Linked DNA regions of Homo sapiens: region 2 is linked to region 1. The links are chromatin loops, found by intact Hi-C in ENCODE. Cell type or tissue: A673. All regions are shown on one strand. Each heading gives the region's core, and the rest is flanking DNA. Links, peaks and the distances in the headings are about the cores only. Region 1 has its middle 51 kb from the start of ARX. Region 2 has its middle 130 kb from the start of ARX.

What was found. Hi-C counts contacts between places; a loop is a spot of excess contacts. Peaks named below come from ENCODE experiments on the same cell type or tissue, not always from the same donor. Only the 100,000 strongest peaks of a DNase experiment are listed, where the experiment ranks them.
Region 2: it touches region 1 in a loop (7-fold over the local background); 2 of 110 quality-filtered maps call a loop at or near these places.

What each region holds. Positions count from the first base shown.
Region 1 is chrX:25,063,129-25,071,519 of GRCh38, reverse strand. No RefSeq gene overlaps it. Among named protein-coding and RNA genes, the nearest start is that of ARX, 51 kb to the right of the region's middle. In A673, for the core only: a CTCF peak has its summit at 4,065; DNase peaks (open chromatin) are centred at 4,069, 4,359, 5,209 and 5,967; H3K4me3 peaks cover 605 bases; H3K27ac peaks cover 4,346 bases.
Region 2 is chrX:25,140,371-25,148,761 of GRCh38, reverse strand. No RefSeq gene overlaps it. Among named protein-coding and RNA genes, the nearest start is that of ARX, 130 kb to the right of the region's middle. In A673, for the core only: CTCF peaks have their summits at 4,312 and 4,511 (motif pointing right); DNase peaks (open chromatin) are centred at 4,011, 4,521, 5,021 and 6,061; H3K4me3 peaks cover 1,367 bases; H3K27ac peaks cover 2,867 bases.

The DNA of each region.
Region 1 (8,391 bases), core at 1,674-6,673:
ATGCAAATTAAAACTATAATGCCATATTACCACAAATCTATAAAATAGCTAAAATCAGAAAGACAGACAATACCAAGTGCTGACAAGGATGTGGGCAACTAAAACTTTTTCTACATTGCTGGAGGAAGAGTAAATTGGTTCAAACACTTTGGAAAACTGTCAATATCTATTAAAGTAGAACATAAGCATTCCCTATGAGGCTGCAATTCCATGCCTAGTTTCATACCCAAATGAAATGCATGCAAATATCCACTGAAAGGCATGTACAAGAATGTTTAACACTATTCATAATACCCCAAAATGTAAGACAACCAAATATCCATCAACAGGAGAATGGGTAAGAAGAGTGTAGCATACTCACACAACGGAATACTGTATAGTAAAGAGAATAAACTAACTACAACTATGCAAAACCACCTGACGAATCCCACGAACAAAATGTTGAGAAAAAGAATCCAGCTACAGAAGAGCATGTACTGTATGATTCCATTTATATAAAGTTGAAAAGCAGGCAAAGCTAATCTGTGGTGTTAGAAATCGGGATAGTGGTCACTCCCAGAGGGTAGTGACCGAGGCAATACAAAGGGCATCTGGGGTTCTGGTTACGCTGGTTTGTTCATTTTAGGAAAATTCATCCATCTTTTCGATTATAATTTGTGTGCTTTTCTGTATATAGAGCACATTTCAATAAAAATGTTGCATGTTTAAGTGCTTAGTAAACCGTGATCTATGGGTATTGCAACACAAATGTAAATTCCATGAAGGGAAGAGATATTTGTCTCTTTTATTCATTGATGTACCCCAAGCACCTAGAATAGTGCTTGATAAATAGTAGGTGCTCAACTGATATTTTCTGAATGAATGATAGATAAGCAAACTGCTGCAAACATATCAGTAGTACTATTATCTGAAACAGCTGAAATAGGATCCAAGAGTCTACATATCTTATGAATCTGTTCAAGAGCATATGTTATGTCAAGTCTGCAATTCATCAGCATAAGTGAATGGATTTGTGTATTTGTCCTTTTTGCCTATTTTTATGTATATGTTCTTCCAGATGACTATGAGGAAGGCTCTTGTATATAAACACTTACCACTTATTCAACAGGAACACAGTCTTTAAGTATGTTGATAAGTTTTAATTTATGACCCAAAAGTCAATAATAAAGTGGTAAGCATTTTACTGAATAAATTGGAGAAATAGCAACTTGTATCAATGCTGGCTCCACACTGCTTTCAACTACACTAGTTCTTATTCTATTTAGACAAGCTCTAAGCATTAGTGTGATGTCAGCATTTTTCAAAATAAGGTTGAATGACGCCAGGCAAACTGTCAATTTTATTAAGGAGCATTCCTTAAATTGCAAACTTGTCAGAACTTTTTATAATTATATGGCAGCAAGTGTCATAATTTCCATTTTATACTGGAGGCCAATGGCTGTCTCAAGGGAAGGTGCTAATACTAATTCTTAAAATAAAACATGAAATCAATATGCTTTTATAAAGAAATTTGTTGCAGAGACAAATTTCCATTTTCTTCTTCTTCCTTTAATAATGAAACACTTTTCAAGACCAGTCTGGCCAACATAGCAAGACCTTATCTCTACAGAAAAATTTAAAAATTAAAAAATTAGCCAGTCATGGTGGCATGTGCCTGTAGTCCCAGCTACTTGGGAGGCTGAGGTGAGAAGATCACTTGAGCCTGGGAGCTCGAGGCTGCAGTGAGCCATGATCCAGCCACTACACTCCAGCCTGGGAAACAGAATGAGACCCTGTCTCAAAACAAGAAGAAGAAGAGGAAAAAGAAGAAGAGGAAGAAGAAGAAGAGGAAGAAGAAGAAGAAGAAGAAGAAGAAGAAGGAGAAGGAGGAGGAGGAGGAGGAGGAGGAGGAGGAGGAGGAGGAGGAGGAGGAGGAGGAGGAGAAGGAGAAGGAGAAGGAGAAGGAGAAGGAGAAGAAGAAGAAGAAGAAGAAGAAGAAGAAGAAGAAGAAGAAGAAGAAGAAGAAGAAGAAGAAGAAGAAAACACTTGAGTTTTAGTTTGAACAAAAACCATCTAGCCAAAGATTACATGTCCTGGCCTCTCTTGAAGTCAGGTGTGATCACGTGACAAAGTTCTAGGGATTGGGATGTGAGCGGAAATCTTATGTGCCTCTCCTGGGTCATGCCTGTAAAAGGAATGAGTGTGGTATCCTGCTGTCCCTTTCCATCTTCCAACTTACTAGAGTGTGAACTCATAACCATCCTAGACCATGACCAGCAAGTCACATGTTGAGGCTGGCAATACAACAAGACAGAATGTGCCTGGACCTCTGAACGACCTAATGAAGCAAAGCCATCCTCCCAGCCCTGGACTGCCTTCCTCAGGATTATTACATGAAACAGAAGTTAACTCCTATGTTGTTTAAGCCAAAATATTGTAGGGTCTCTTTGTTATCGCAGCCTACATTAAACTCTAATGAATACGAACTCTGCTAACTAAAACATCTCTGAAATAGAACATAGTACACTCATTTATACAGCTTTGTTTCTCATTTCTCTACTCCCTGAAGGTGGCAGGCAGAAAAACAGCCCCCAAAATTTCCATGTCCTAATCTCTGGAACTTGTAAATGTCACCTTACATGGCAAGAGAGGCTTTGCAGATGTGATTGTGGATCTTGAGATGGGGAGATGATCCTGCATTATCCAGGTGGGCCCAACGCAATCACAAGGGTTCTTAGAGGGAGGCAGGAGAGTCAGAGTGAGAGGTGATGTGAGGACTGAAGCAGATGTCGGAATGATGTACTCTGAAGATAGAGGAAGGGGCCATGAGCCAAGGAATGCAGGTGGCCTCTAGAAGCTGGAAAAGGCAAGGAGACTCATTCTCCCTTAGAGCCTGCAGAAAGACCACAGCCCTGGTGACACTTCAACTTTGGCCCCATAAAGTTCGGGTCAGACTTCTGACCCCCCCGCGAACTGTAAATGTGTGTTGTTTTTAGCCATTAACTTTGTGGTAAGTTTTTGCAGCAGTGACAGGAAATGAATATACTGAATATGCTTCCACTACATGGATCTTGTTTCAGTTTTTCAAACACGTCAAGTTCTTTCAGGCTGTAGAATCACTGTCCGTGCTACTCCCACTGTTTGAATGCTCTTTTCCCATATTATTGCAGGTTCCTTCTTGCCATGAGGGCTCATCTTAAATGTCACCTCTTCAGAGAGGCCTTCGCTGCCCATCTCACCTAAAGCATTTATCCCTGTTATTCTTACAGTAGACTGTTATTTTCTATTATAAAAACCCATGGTTTAAAATTATTTAGTTGTCTGTTTACTTATTTACTATTCATCAACCCTAGTAAACTGTGAGTTCCATGAAGCCAAGGATTACGTATGTTTTCTTCATTATTTGTGAATTGTGGACCTGATATGGGCTGTCCCATAAATATTTGTTGACTAGATATTTACTATTAGAAGCAATCATTTTGGCAATAGAGAGAGTTACACTGTTACAAGAGTTACACTGTTGCAAGAGAGAGAGTTACACTGTTACACTGTTATCAAGTTTTGAAATTACAAATAAATGCTAAAAATGAAACTGAAACAAAGTATGAAGTCCTCAAAAAAAAAAAAAACCCAAAATGTCTCTGATTGTTTTTAACATTTGAGAGAATAGCTTACAAAAAAAAAAGAACAATGAGAGGTCAAAAATTCCTTTAAAGCATCAGAAATTGTATCAGAAGATACAAATTTTAGCTGGCTAGAAATCCTTTCCAAATTGTACACATACTGGTTTAAAAAAAACAGAAAAGCTTTTAGGTATTGCTAATGATTGACTTTGGAACTAAAATGTCTCATAATTTGCCTTGTGTGTTATAGATGAGTTTACATTCAGATGAGTTATAACACTCCATGGTGAGCTATTACAAATTGTTACCATTTGCAACTATTTATCCGTATGAGTTAAAATTTTTTACATTATACAGCCAAAGCAAAATACAAAAGTAAATCGGCTACTGAAAGCATGATCTCAAAGAGATATTTGTATACCCGTGTTCATAGCAGCAGTACTCACAATAGCCAAAAGGTGGAAACAACCCAAGTATGGATCAATGTGAAGTTTGCCCTCAAAAATCATTTTGTCAAGCTTATATAATAATCTAAACCCTTATGGATGTGGATGAAATAGCCAAATATCTACTTATAGTATTTAATTATTAATTATACATACTTATTTAATATCACATATAATATAAACTGAATGTTAATTTCAAAATATTTCTCTTTTCCCCCATTCACATTGCATAAAATAATGCTATCCTCATTCCTTACATGCTTGTGATCACCAGAATCATGTTCTGAGTCTTTTCACAGCGAGATTCTAGAATCTCCAGCTGGGTTAATGCATACACTTGGGAGTACAGTAAAGGTTTTCCAAGTGGTACATTGGTGACAGTTTTAAAAGAATCTGTCCCCAGATCCTCAAATTTATAGACTCTTTTCCAAAAACCGACCTCCTGAAAGTACATTTATGATAGAGGAGCAGGTTCTCATGTCTGCCTCCCCTTTCATAGTCTCCCCTTTCTACCTTTACCATAGGATGTTGTACAAGCATGTAAAAACCTCCAGGGTGCCAAACAAAGGGTTAATTCCAAATACGGTACCGGCATCAGTGTCGAGAAGGTGAAAGACCTTAATGACTACATAACAAATTTTTTTGCACTTAAGGTGGTTTCTAAGTCTTTGCTTTCAACAAAATTGAAGGAAGACCAAATTGAGTTGTCAGCTAACAGACGATTAAAAATAATTTCTGATGATAGATTATCATGTGATTTTTGGCATCTAACTGGGAGAAAATTCAAAGACTTAAGTGACATAGCTATAAACAAAACTCTTTCCATTTCCAACTTTCTGTTTATATAAACAAGTTTTCTCAGAACTTCCATTTACAGAAAATGAAAATAAGTGGCCGGGTGTGGTGGCACTTTGGAAGGCTAAGGCAGGAGGATGGCTTGAGGCCAGGAGTTCAAGACCAGTCTAGGCAACATAGCAAGACCCCGCTTCCACAAAAAAAGAAATTAGCTGGGCGTGCTGGTGCACACCTGTAGTCCCAGCTACTCAGGAGGCTGGGGTGGAAGGATTGCTTGAGCCTCAGCGATCAACACTGCAGTGAGCAGCCTAGGTGACAGAGCAGGACTCTGTCTCTTAAAAAGAAGAGAGAGAGAGAGAGGGAGGGAGGGAGGGAGAGGAAGGAAGGAAGGAAGGAAGGAAGGAAGGAAGGAAGGAAGGAAGGAAGGAAACTAGTAATATAACTGATGCCAAATGCAGTCTCATTCTGGCAATGAATAATATTTACTTTTAATACATCAATTAAGGAGAAAAGGTCTCATCTATCTCATTGAGAGATTCTTTTCCAATATAATTTTTTAAGTTTGATAAACATTTACCAAAATTTGTCAAATATTTGTAATTTGATCAATTGTATAATTTGATCCACTGTGTAACTCTATCTGGGATCAATTTGGTAACATGCCTTATGATCACGGGGAAAATTTTTTCACATTTCAAATACACACACATGCACACGTACAATTTGTTGCCAAGAAATATGATAGAGAGACTTCCCTGTGTTAGGATAAAATTCTGTGAGGAAAATGAAATGTAATTATTATTACATAGAAAATTATAACAACATAAATTTTTAAAATAATTTGTGAGCTTTTTTAGGGGAAGATGGGTTTATTGAATCATTATAGAATTTAGATTTCCTTAAACAAATTTAAAGACTGACATAGCAGTTTTATTCTATTTTTTTCCCAAGAGTGGCAAGCATTTGAAGCAGTTTTATTCTGAAATGTCAATATTTACAATATGCTAGAATTGCATCCTCTGTAACCACTTAACCTTGTGATTAAAACTTTAAATACCAATTTAAAGTATGAGAAAGTATATTGCTTTTCAAAATTCTCTCAGTGGCTTGACAAGTAAATAAGTTTGAAGCCCACAGTTCTCTAGAGTCTGCATCTCCATCAAATCCATTCTGTCTGAGATACATAATTATTTGAACCTGTGTATGATGCTGTCACTAGAAATTTTATCCCAACTAAAAGTGTCCATCTCCATAACATGAGAATATTGGATTTTTCATTCATCATGTACATGTATACTTAATGCTTTCTGCCCTAGAAAAAAAGATTATTTTTAAAGGGTTCATTTATAACATCATTCAGTATTTGGCAATGTGAGGTCATATACCCAGGCCTAATTACTGAATCCGTGCTAAATTTTTTTGCCTCCATTCTACAAATTTTATCAGGTGACTTCTGTAGAAGCACCACGCACTAACCGATTGTGCCACTGGAGCTCCAAGGTGACTTCTATAAACATCCAAAACTCTCAGGAGTTAAGATCATTTCAAACTAATATGTCTTGCCCAAATAGAGGTCATCCCATAATGAAAGAGGTTTTATAAGAACTCACATATAAAGTGATGCCTTCTTTTCTGAGGGATAATTTCAGGAGAAAACCTCACTCATATATGGGCATATGTGGTACACCAAAATATAAACAGTGATAGTCTCTATTATTTTTGGTATCTTCCAAATGTTATAGAGTGAATATGTATTATCTTTATAACTAGAAAGAAGAATGTATTATTAAATAAGAAGAGCTAGCCTAATAGTAATGAGCACCCCATGACCCAGATTGTGATTACTAAATACTAATTCCCACTAAAAGGAACCAGGACTTTTTGGAGAAATAGCAAGGACAAGAAAAATGTGTAAGATGAGCCTGGATCACCCTGTTATGCCAGAAAGCAAAGAAACTATAATAATCCTGGTGCTGTATCAAAAGAACTAGGGCGCCAACTTGAAGAGTCCATTAACCAAATAGGGGATAATTGGAATATCAATAATAATAACAATGGAAATTAATTTAAATGCATCAAATATTTGAAAAATCCATGAGTTCATAAAATCACTTAAAAAAAACTCCAAAATTAAACTCTTGTTAATCACCTTTGTGGATGCAAAGGAAGCAATTCACTTGTATAAAAACTGGTAAATAAAAGGAAAGAAACAAGCATTTATCTTGCCTTCTTTTAACAAAGGCTGCCTCACAGTAACCAAATAATAAATAAGGGAAAGTTTCTGTTCATAGAAGTATTCCAGCTAACAATCAAAGAAGGAATGACAGAATTAGAATAACCTCTAATGAATTAATGTACCTAAACAATGATCATTAATTGCTGTTAACATCACAGAAAGAGAAACCACTGGATACTATGTGTCTCCCGTATACAACACTCCTTATGAAATATTCTTGCCAAAGAATCAAACCTGAATCTGAGCAAGTCTCTGTGTTTAACTACCAATTTATCAATTTATGGAAAATACAGGAAACAAAATAAGATGTTAAATCTCAACGTAGGGATCCAACTGGCAAAATCTAGACCCTGGAAAATTCTACAGGTCAAGCAACCCAGATTCTTCGACAAATAAATAGGAAATTTTGAAAAACTTAAAGGACTTGTAGATTAAAAGAGAAAAGAGATATTGACAAATTGCAATGAATGGGCCATTTTTTTTTAATTTCAACTTTTATTTTAGATACAGGGTGTGCATGTGCAGATTTGTTACATGGGAATACTGCGTGATGCTGAGGTTTGAGGTATGGATCCCATCACCCAAGTAGTGAGTGTAGTACCCAATAGATAGTTTTTCAACCCATGCCACCCTCTAGTAGTCTGCAGTGTCTATTGTTCCCACGTTTATGTCCATGTGTGCTCAATGTTTAGCTCCCACTTATAAGTGAGAACATGTGGTATATGGCTTTCTGTTCCTGTGTTAATTCACTTAGGATAATGGCCTCCAGCTCCATCCTTGTTGCTGCAAATGATATGATTTCATTTTTGTAAATGGCTGCATAGTATTCCATGGTGTACATGTACCACATTTTCTTTATCCAATCTACCATTGATGGGCACATGGGTTGATTCCATGTCTTAGCTATTGTGAATCGTGCAGCAATGAACATACAAGTGCATGTGTCTTTTTGGTAGAATGATTTACTTTCCTTTGTGTATATACCTAGTAATGGGACTGCTAGGTTGAATAGTAGCTCTGTTTTAAGTTCTGTGAGAAATCTCCAGACTGCTTTCTGGAGTGGCTGGACTAATTTACATTCGAATAGGTCTTATTTGAATCCTATTTCAAACAACCAGACTGTTAAAAACTATGTTTATGGCACAATTGGGGAAATTTTTTTTTTTTTTTTTTTTTTTGAGACAGAGTCTTACTCTGTCACCCAGGCTGGAGTGCCGTGGTGCAATCTCTGCTCACTGCAACCTCTGCTTCCCAGGTTCAAGCGATTCTCCTGCCTCAGCCTCCTGAGTAGCTGGGATTATAGGCGCCCGCC
Region 2 (8,391 bases), core at 1,527-6,526, 77 kb before region 1:
GGGGAACAACACACTCTGGGGCCTGTTGCGGGGAGCAAGGGGAGGGAGAGCATGAAGATAAATAGCTAATGCATGCCGAGCTGAATACCTACGTGATGGTTTGATAGGTGCAGCAAACCATCATGGCACATGTTTCCCTAGGTAACAAACCTGCACATCCTGCACACGTATCCCAGAACTTAAAATAAAATAAAATGACTTATATCCAAAAGATAGGCAATAACAAATGCTGGCAAGGATGTGGAGAAAAGGGAACCCTTGTACACTGTTGGTAGCAATATACATTAGTACAACCACTATAGAGAACTGTTTGGAAGTTCCTCAAAAAAACTAAAAATTGGGCTACCATATGATCCAGCAATCCCACTGCTGGGTATATACCCAAAAGAGAAGAAATCAGTACATTGAAGAGATATCTGCACTCCCATGTTTATTGCAGCACTAAGTGTCCATCAACAGGTGAAAAAATAGATAAAGAAAATGTGGTACATATACACAATGGAGTACTATTCAGCCATAAAAAAGAATGAGATCCAGTCATTTGCAGCAACATAGACGGAACTGGAGGGCACTATGTTAAATGAAATAAGCCAGGCACAGAAAGACAAACATTGCAAGTTCTCACTTATTTGTGGAATCTAAAAATCAAAACAATTGAAGTCATGGACATATAGAGTAGAAGGATGCTTGCCAGAGACTAGGAAGGGCAGTGGCGGCCTGGGGGGTAGGTGAGGATGGTTAATGAGTACAAAAAAAATAGTAAGAATGAATAAGACCCTACTATTTGATAGCACAGCAGGGTGACTACAGTCAATAATAACTGTATGTTTTTAAGTAACTTAAAGAGTGTAATTGGATTGTTTGCAACTCGATGGATAAATGCTTGAGGGGCGGATACCCCATTCCTCATGATGTGCTTATTTCACATTGCATGCCTGTATCAAAACATCTTATGTACCCCATAAGTATATGTACCTACTATGTACCCAGAAAAACTAAAACTAAAAATAAATATTAAAAATATATACATAAAGAAAAGTTTATATAACAGCACCATTTACATTTTCATGGATATCACTGTGGTGTTTTTTCTATGTATAGATATGCATATTTTTACCAAAACAAGAAAATACAGCACATGCCTTTTTATTTTTTGTTTTTCATTTTTTTATGTACAGTGGGTTATGAACATCTTTCCAGGTCATTAAACATTCCTCTACAATATCACTTTAATAATAGCTTAGTATTCCATTGTTCAATTTAGCCAATACCCTAACCTAGATTTAGACATTTACATTGTCTTCATTTTTCATCATTACAAACAACACTGCAATGAACAACCTTTCAGACAATTTTGCATACTTCCATATTTCTGAAACATTCAAATGTTATAAAAACTCCTTGAAATCCACCTTAAAAATATAGCAAATCAATACATTTTCCTTAGGCCTCATTTTCTCTGTGGCTAATATCAAAATAACTGGCCAAAAAATAGCACTTCGGAAAACTACTTAGATGATTAAGTTTCTCAGAAAGAGCTCATGTTTTTACCACTTGGTCACAATGGGAACTAGATGAGAGAAAAGCATAAAGCAAATCAAACATCTTTCACATAGATAACAGCTATAAGAGGATGTTTCATTGGGAGTTTTGAATGAGACACTTGGACATCAGATACCAAAATGACTTGTAAAATAGACTACCATGAGGAAATTTCATAGTAGGAGAATAAGTACCAGTTACATATTTCATCCATGCCAAGGATATAAAAGGAGAGTGTTGGAAATTAAGATAATTCATAAGAAGAATAAATTTTTACCTTTTGGAAAGGACTGAATTCTGAGTCTCACCATTGTGTTTTCCAAGGGGATGAGATGGGATGGGGGCACTCCCTTCTATCCTTAAGTCAGGTGAGATGGGCTCCAAGGCATGGCTTGGAAAGCTTAATACGTGTTCAACAGCAAATGGCATACAGTGAACCGCTGGTTGACTCACACTTTAGAAAGGCAATGTAAATGGAGACATTAGATTAAAGGGCTGCATCTAGCAAGTAACTACACTGCCCTCCAGTAACAGTTCAAAGGTGTATAAATCCCAGGGATCAGATGTCAACCCCGCCTATGAAGGCAGCCTGCTGACTGTGGATGGAGCCTCCAGAATGAAGAAGCTGTGGGGTGTGTCATCAGAGCAAAGATGGAGAGAGGATGGGGGCAATGCCCAAATCAAAAGGGGGCCCAGTCGAGGGTCCCTGCATAACCCACAAAAATGATGCTGTGAGACAATCATCTTTAAACATTTGACCAGAGATCACAAAGCCACCCTGAAACAGGGTCAGCAAATAGGAACGCTTTTGCTCGTCTTTCCCTTCCTCTCTTCCCCTGCGCCAAGTCCAAAGTGGTCAGGAAACTTGGACAGCAAGCTAGGGAAAGAGAAGCAGGAAAACAGAGACATTTAACTCTAATTCACATTTGGAATATCTGGGACCCAACAATTTTAACTGAATTGAGTCTGGATTTGCAAATTAAAGTCATCTCAGAACTGTCTTTGTCCTATGAGTAGCCAGGGAATCTTGGGGCTTAACCAAATTTTTATCCAGTGGCTACAGAACTTTCTCCACAAAACAAAATGTAAAGGGACAATGGGCAACCAAAAAAAATTATGCTTTCTGATCTCATCCCAAGTCTTATCTATTTGATGTACCAGTTACACGGCTAACATTTTTAGAAGTTACATAGGCCAAGAACTAGACTAAACTTTTTATGCATAATTTAACTAAATCCTCCATGAGTAGGTACTATAATTATCCCCATTTTATAACCAAAGAAACTAAAGTCCAAAAACAAAATAACTTATCTCGGATCACACATTTATTAAAATCAAATCCAAGCCTGTTTGACGCTGCAACACATGCTTCGAACCATTACCATGGTGAATTATTCATAAACACTTTGGTATACAAAAGAAAACTCAAATTATAAAGATCAGATTATCATATCATCATTAACCCAAATATATAGCATGTGTAAGAAAAACTGCCAAAATACAATATTATAAAATCACAATGGCAAGCAAAATGCTTGATTTTTTTTTTATTACTCAGGGCTTAGAGCCACCTAAAAGGTTTCAGCAATATTATATTGCATACACGTTACAGATTAAACATGCCCGTGGACTGTCCCCGTGTAATCACTATAATATTTTATTATAGAATACCAGCATAGGTCCTGATCCCTAGCTCTTGGTAAACATGAGTAGCTGGAATCCATTGTTGTAAGGGCTTAACATCCCGTATGCGTGGTCTCAGCCTGAAAGAGAGTTTTCCAGGGCCTGACATCAATAGAAACTTCTTTGCTGTAGATTTTATTTTTATGAATTGGGATCAACAAAATGAGCATACAGTGACTGCAGGTATTAGGGAATGCTTTCATCAACTAAAGCCGACTGGAGGAGGGAGAGGGTTATCCAAACAGCTCAGCTGTACGTCTCTGCTAAATATGACTTAATCCCAGTTTATAAAAGCACCTGTGTTTTTTGTCATAGGGTTTAGTGCTGCCAACCACGCCAAACAATGCCAACCCCTGTGCAGCGGGTAGAGGGAGAGAGTTAAATGATGCCTGTCAATGTCTAGAGGGATTAAGATGATATAGGTTCATTTTCACAAACATCCTAGGCTACATTTTGAATATGCCTTTCCAGAAATGAAATTCTACAGCACCATCTACCACCTCCACTCCTCATGGCAGGCTTACCTCATCTCAGGGGACAGGGCTGTATTTTCTCCCCTGCCTTCCCTGGAATGGATACTTCTTTCTTCCTTTTTTGGAAAAAAAATTGAATAGTGCTTTACCCCTGAGAAGCTCTTAACAAATTGTTAGTTGCACCACTTCTTTTGGGTTTCCTTTCACTGACATGTCAAAATGTAAATCATCTTTCCTCCTAGACACAAGGCTACTGACACTCGAGCGTAAGATCATCAGTTCTTCCCTTCACTGGTCTCATCAGCCCACCCTCCTCCTGTCTCGCTGTGATTCTATTCATCCTCTTTCCATTGCCTTTATCCCAAGCTTGAGGGCAATCGCCAAACTCCCTTAGACTTGACGCAACCAAGAAATAAAAGCTTGTCTGAATTAAAAGCATTTCCTGGTACTAAGGAAAGATTTTTCTGCCTTCCACAGCGGAACAATGGTCACATTAAAAGATATGCCACACAAAAAAAAACGAACCTGGATGTCTGCAAACTTAGCCAAGGAATCAGAATCTGAAAATTTATAGTATGTCCCCAAGAACTCCCGAATCCTTCGCCCTTCTCTGAGAACCATCCTTCGCCCTTCTCTGAGAACCGCTATGCAGAGCTTTGAGTGACAGGCATAATGGTACAAGCCACGATTTAAATTCTGCTTGCCTCATTCTTTGCATAGACAGCAACGGGCTGATAGAATGCAACTGAAAACATAATTTAGATGGGAAAATACAAAACGTTTTTCCCAGGAAAGGGGGAGGACGGGAACATGGCTTGATCCAGCCAGCAGAGGGCGCAACTTACACATATAAGTATAAACCAGCCTTCGCTGGAAGCTGTAAGGTCTCCTGCGATTTTTATCACAAATTTCCCATTTTTGAAAACCATATCCAAGCTCCCTTGGACAAAACTCCGGTAGAGTCACTCAGCTGTCCCCTCCTGTCTAAATAAGACTATTTTCTACTTCCCCCAGGTCCAGCCACTCAAACTGCCACTTTTCTATCCCTGGCTCTGGCATGGGAAAGAAGGAAGATCAAGTCCTTCAAAAACAGCTTCCCAGAAAGAGTGACCTGTATTCCCAAGTAGCCTTCATTTGTTTAAGAGACTTGCACCTAGCATTTCTTGATCAAAGCTAATGCGCTGTAAATTTCTTCATTTAACAGACTTAGTCTGTTCAACTCTTGACACTGGGAATTGGGATTTCCCAGAACTATTAGCACTGCACAGTAGGCGCTCCATGCCGGCCAAGAACGGGGGATTAACAGGTATTTGTCTCAGCTAATTTCACTCTCTATACCGGGTCTATAGAGACTGGGGCTTCTTGGCGGAGTGTGTGCCACCCTGCTAATTGGCTACGAATGTAACTACTCCAGCATGCCAATGGACCGGGGGTACTCCACAGCCTTAAGAGGCTGGAGGCAAATGGATCCTTACCATGGGCACTCAGGAAATTTGAGGGTTGCTGGGCAGGACCGTAATTGTAAATGATTCATTTGCCAACTTCCACCTCCTGCTGTCTATCAAACTTCCATCCCTGTCGACCATGTGCAGATAGTTCTAAACATTTTACTCAATGACAGTTGCATCCATGAAATCCCGTAGTAACAAGGAATTTCCATATATTCTATTCAGAATGCATGTGCAGAATCAAAAGTCCTATAGGTAGCTCCCATAAAATGCATAATTCCCTGAGCTAGGTAAAATCATTACATCCATCAGGATATTCACAGATTATACGAATCATTTCTGGAAAGAAGATGATAAATAAAGGGACGGTTGTTAGTCTCTTTTCACATGCCCTATTCTTCCATTTCTTGCTGATAATCAGACTCTCTTAGTGATATATCCTACTTCTAAAGTTTCTGATAAAGGAATTGAGGAGTCAAATATTAAATGTTTTAGTTATCTATTGTTGCATAACAAATTATACCATGCTTAGCAGCTGAAAACAACATTTATTATTTCCTAGTTTCTGTGATCAACCAGGATCAATTCAAGAGCAGCTTAGCTAGGTGGTATTGATTAAGTCTTTCATGAGGTTGCAATCAAAATGTTGGCCAGGGTTGTAGGTATCTCAAGACCCAACTGACGGAGAATCCACTTCAAAGATCACTCATATGGCTGGTGGCAGGCCGTAGAAAATCCACTTCCAAGCTCACTAACGTGGGCCTCTCCACAGGGCTGCCTCCCATGCTATGGACTGCACATTTATGTTCCCTCAAAATTCATATACTGAAGCTCTAACTCCCAGTGTGGCTTTATTTGGAGATGGGGCCTCTAAGGAAGTAATTACAGTTAAATGACATCATACGGGTGGGACCCTGATCTGATAGGATTAATGTCCTTATAAAAAAAGACACCAAAGTGCCAGCACTCTCCTCTCCTTTCTCTCTCTCTCTCCCACCACCCCCAACTCCAAGTCTCCCAGTGTGCAAACAAAAAAGAGATCATGAGATCATGCGAACACACAGAGAGATGGCGGCCACCCACAAGCCAAGAAGAGTGCTCTCACCAGGAACCAAACTGGCCTGCACCTTGATCTGGCATTTCTAGCCTCCAGAACTATGAGAAAATACATTGTTGTTTAAGCCACTCAGTCTATGGTATTTTGTTTTGGCAGCCCAAGCAGATTAATACACCCTACAAAGAATGAAGAGTCCAAGAGAGAGCACCCTGAGATGGAAGCCATAGTATTTTTATAACCTAATACCAGAAGTGGCATCCCATCACTTCTATGGGATAGAATATAATCCCATATTCTATTCATTATAAGCAAGTCAATAAGTCTAGCCCATACTTAAGGTGAGGGAATTTTAAAAGGGGATGGATATGAGGAAGCAGAGACAACTGAGGGACATCTTGGAGTCTACCCACCATACTACATAAGAGCTGATTTACTGAATAAAAACACATCTATGGTTATACTATTACAATTACATGTATTATGATACAAGCAGTACATGTTACCTGTAAGAAGACAAAACTGGATTTCATACAATGGGTGCATTTTGAAAGCTGGCTCATAATTTGGGAGTCCACTGCTTTATAATCATGTTCACACATGTGCTCTTAGTTTTTTTTCCCCCTTTTCTGATCCTCTGAGTAGATATGTGCATATGGATACCACTTCCGGTGCCATAAATGTTGCCAGTGGAATGTGTGTAGTTCACCATTCCAAGCTTGTTGTCTGGGCTGTCTGCCACATCTGCCACCCAACAGTAAACCTCTTATTACAAAACCCATCTTTCTATCAGATGGCTACACCCTTGATTGATTAATTGAGCCCCTCTCAACACTGTCATAATGATAATAATAACAATAATACATTTCCAAGTGTGTTTGCTTTACCATGATGAACTGTGGTTTTCATTATCATTTAACTACTACATAGACCTTGGAATATAATATCATTCATCTCACCTTTATTCCTACATCTGTAATAATACTTGAAATAGAAACTTCCTCAAAGATAAACAGTACGGGAATAAAAGTAAGTAAATGGTAGGATGAAAATATTCTATGTCAGGTTACTCTATCTTGTATAGTTCTTTTCAACAGATGAGCTTCTTGACTATGGTCCCTGAATTTCCTTCATTGTATGCACTGAAATGATACTAAATCTCTTAGGGGATATTTAATAATTCTATTGTATCAAACAAATCTAAGTGTCGTGTGTGTCATATAGAATGCATTTGACAGTACTCATCAAATTTTTAATTTTTAATTTGGCATTTAAACATAATGCCAACATAGTGGAATACTGAAATACCAAATTTTTAGTTAAAATTAAGGATTGCTGTTTGGAGTAATAAGATGGCGTATGTAAAAGTACCTGCTACAGCAGCAGAGAGCTCAAAATAATTTTTCAAATAAATTCTAAATAAATTTAGTTAAAATTAAATTCCAGCCATAAAATATAAAGCACAAACAAAAAGCAACTGAAGAGAAACTCAAAAAGAAGGGTAAAGTTGACCCTGCATGGCTCCAGAAGTGGAAACAGGAAACAGGTTCTACTCATATGCAGTCCCCGGCCTCTCCATCGCATTAACATACAAATCATTAACGCTATGCAAATCAGTAACACAATCAAGATTCCCAGAGTAATTTCTATTCCCATGTCTGCAGAGAGATCTAGTCTAGTTAGTTGTACAGATAGAGCTTCCGGAAAATGTGATTAATTAGGGAAACGCATGACAGTCACAAGAGAAAACTTGCAGTTAATCTAAGTTCAGTTAGTCAAGGTTACAAAGAGAATCACATAGGCTACTTAACCTTGTGTAGGGAGAATTCCATTCCACAGCCACCAATGTACCTCTGACAGCAGCCAACCAACTCATAAAACTAGGTCATTGGGTAAGGGAGGCATAATGAGAGATTTGAATGCTTTTAGCATTCCTACTGAGCAGTCCTGCTTGTGATTGAGTAAAATGGGAATGGGGCAGTCACATTATCCTTCCCTATAAATACCGACACCAATAGCTCCCATCTCAAAACCATGGTGACTCAAATGGTAAAGTAATATTCAGGAAAGAAAATTCCTGTTTTGATTTGCTAATGTCATCCAAGATTTCTACGTGACAGTTAAATTTCACAATAATGGAAAAAACTAAAATAATATCCCATTTTGAAAAAGTAGTTATAAAATGTAAATT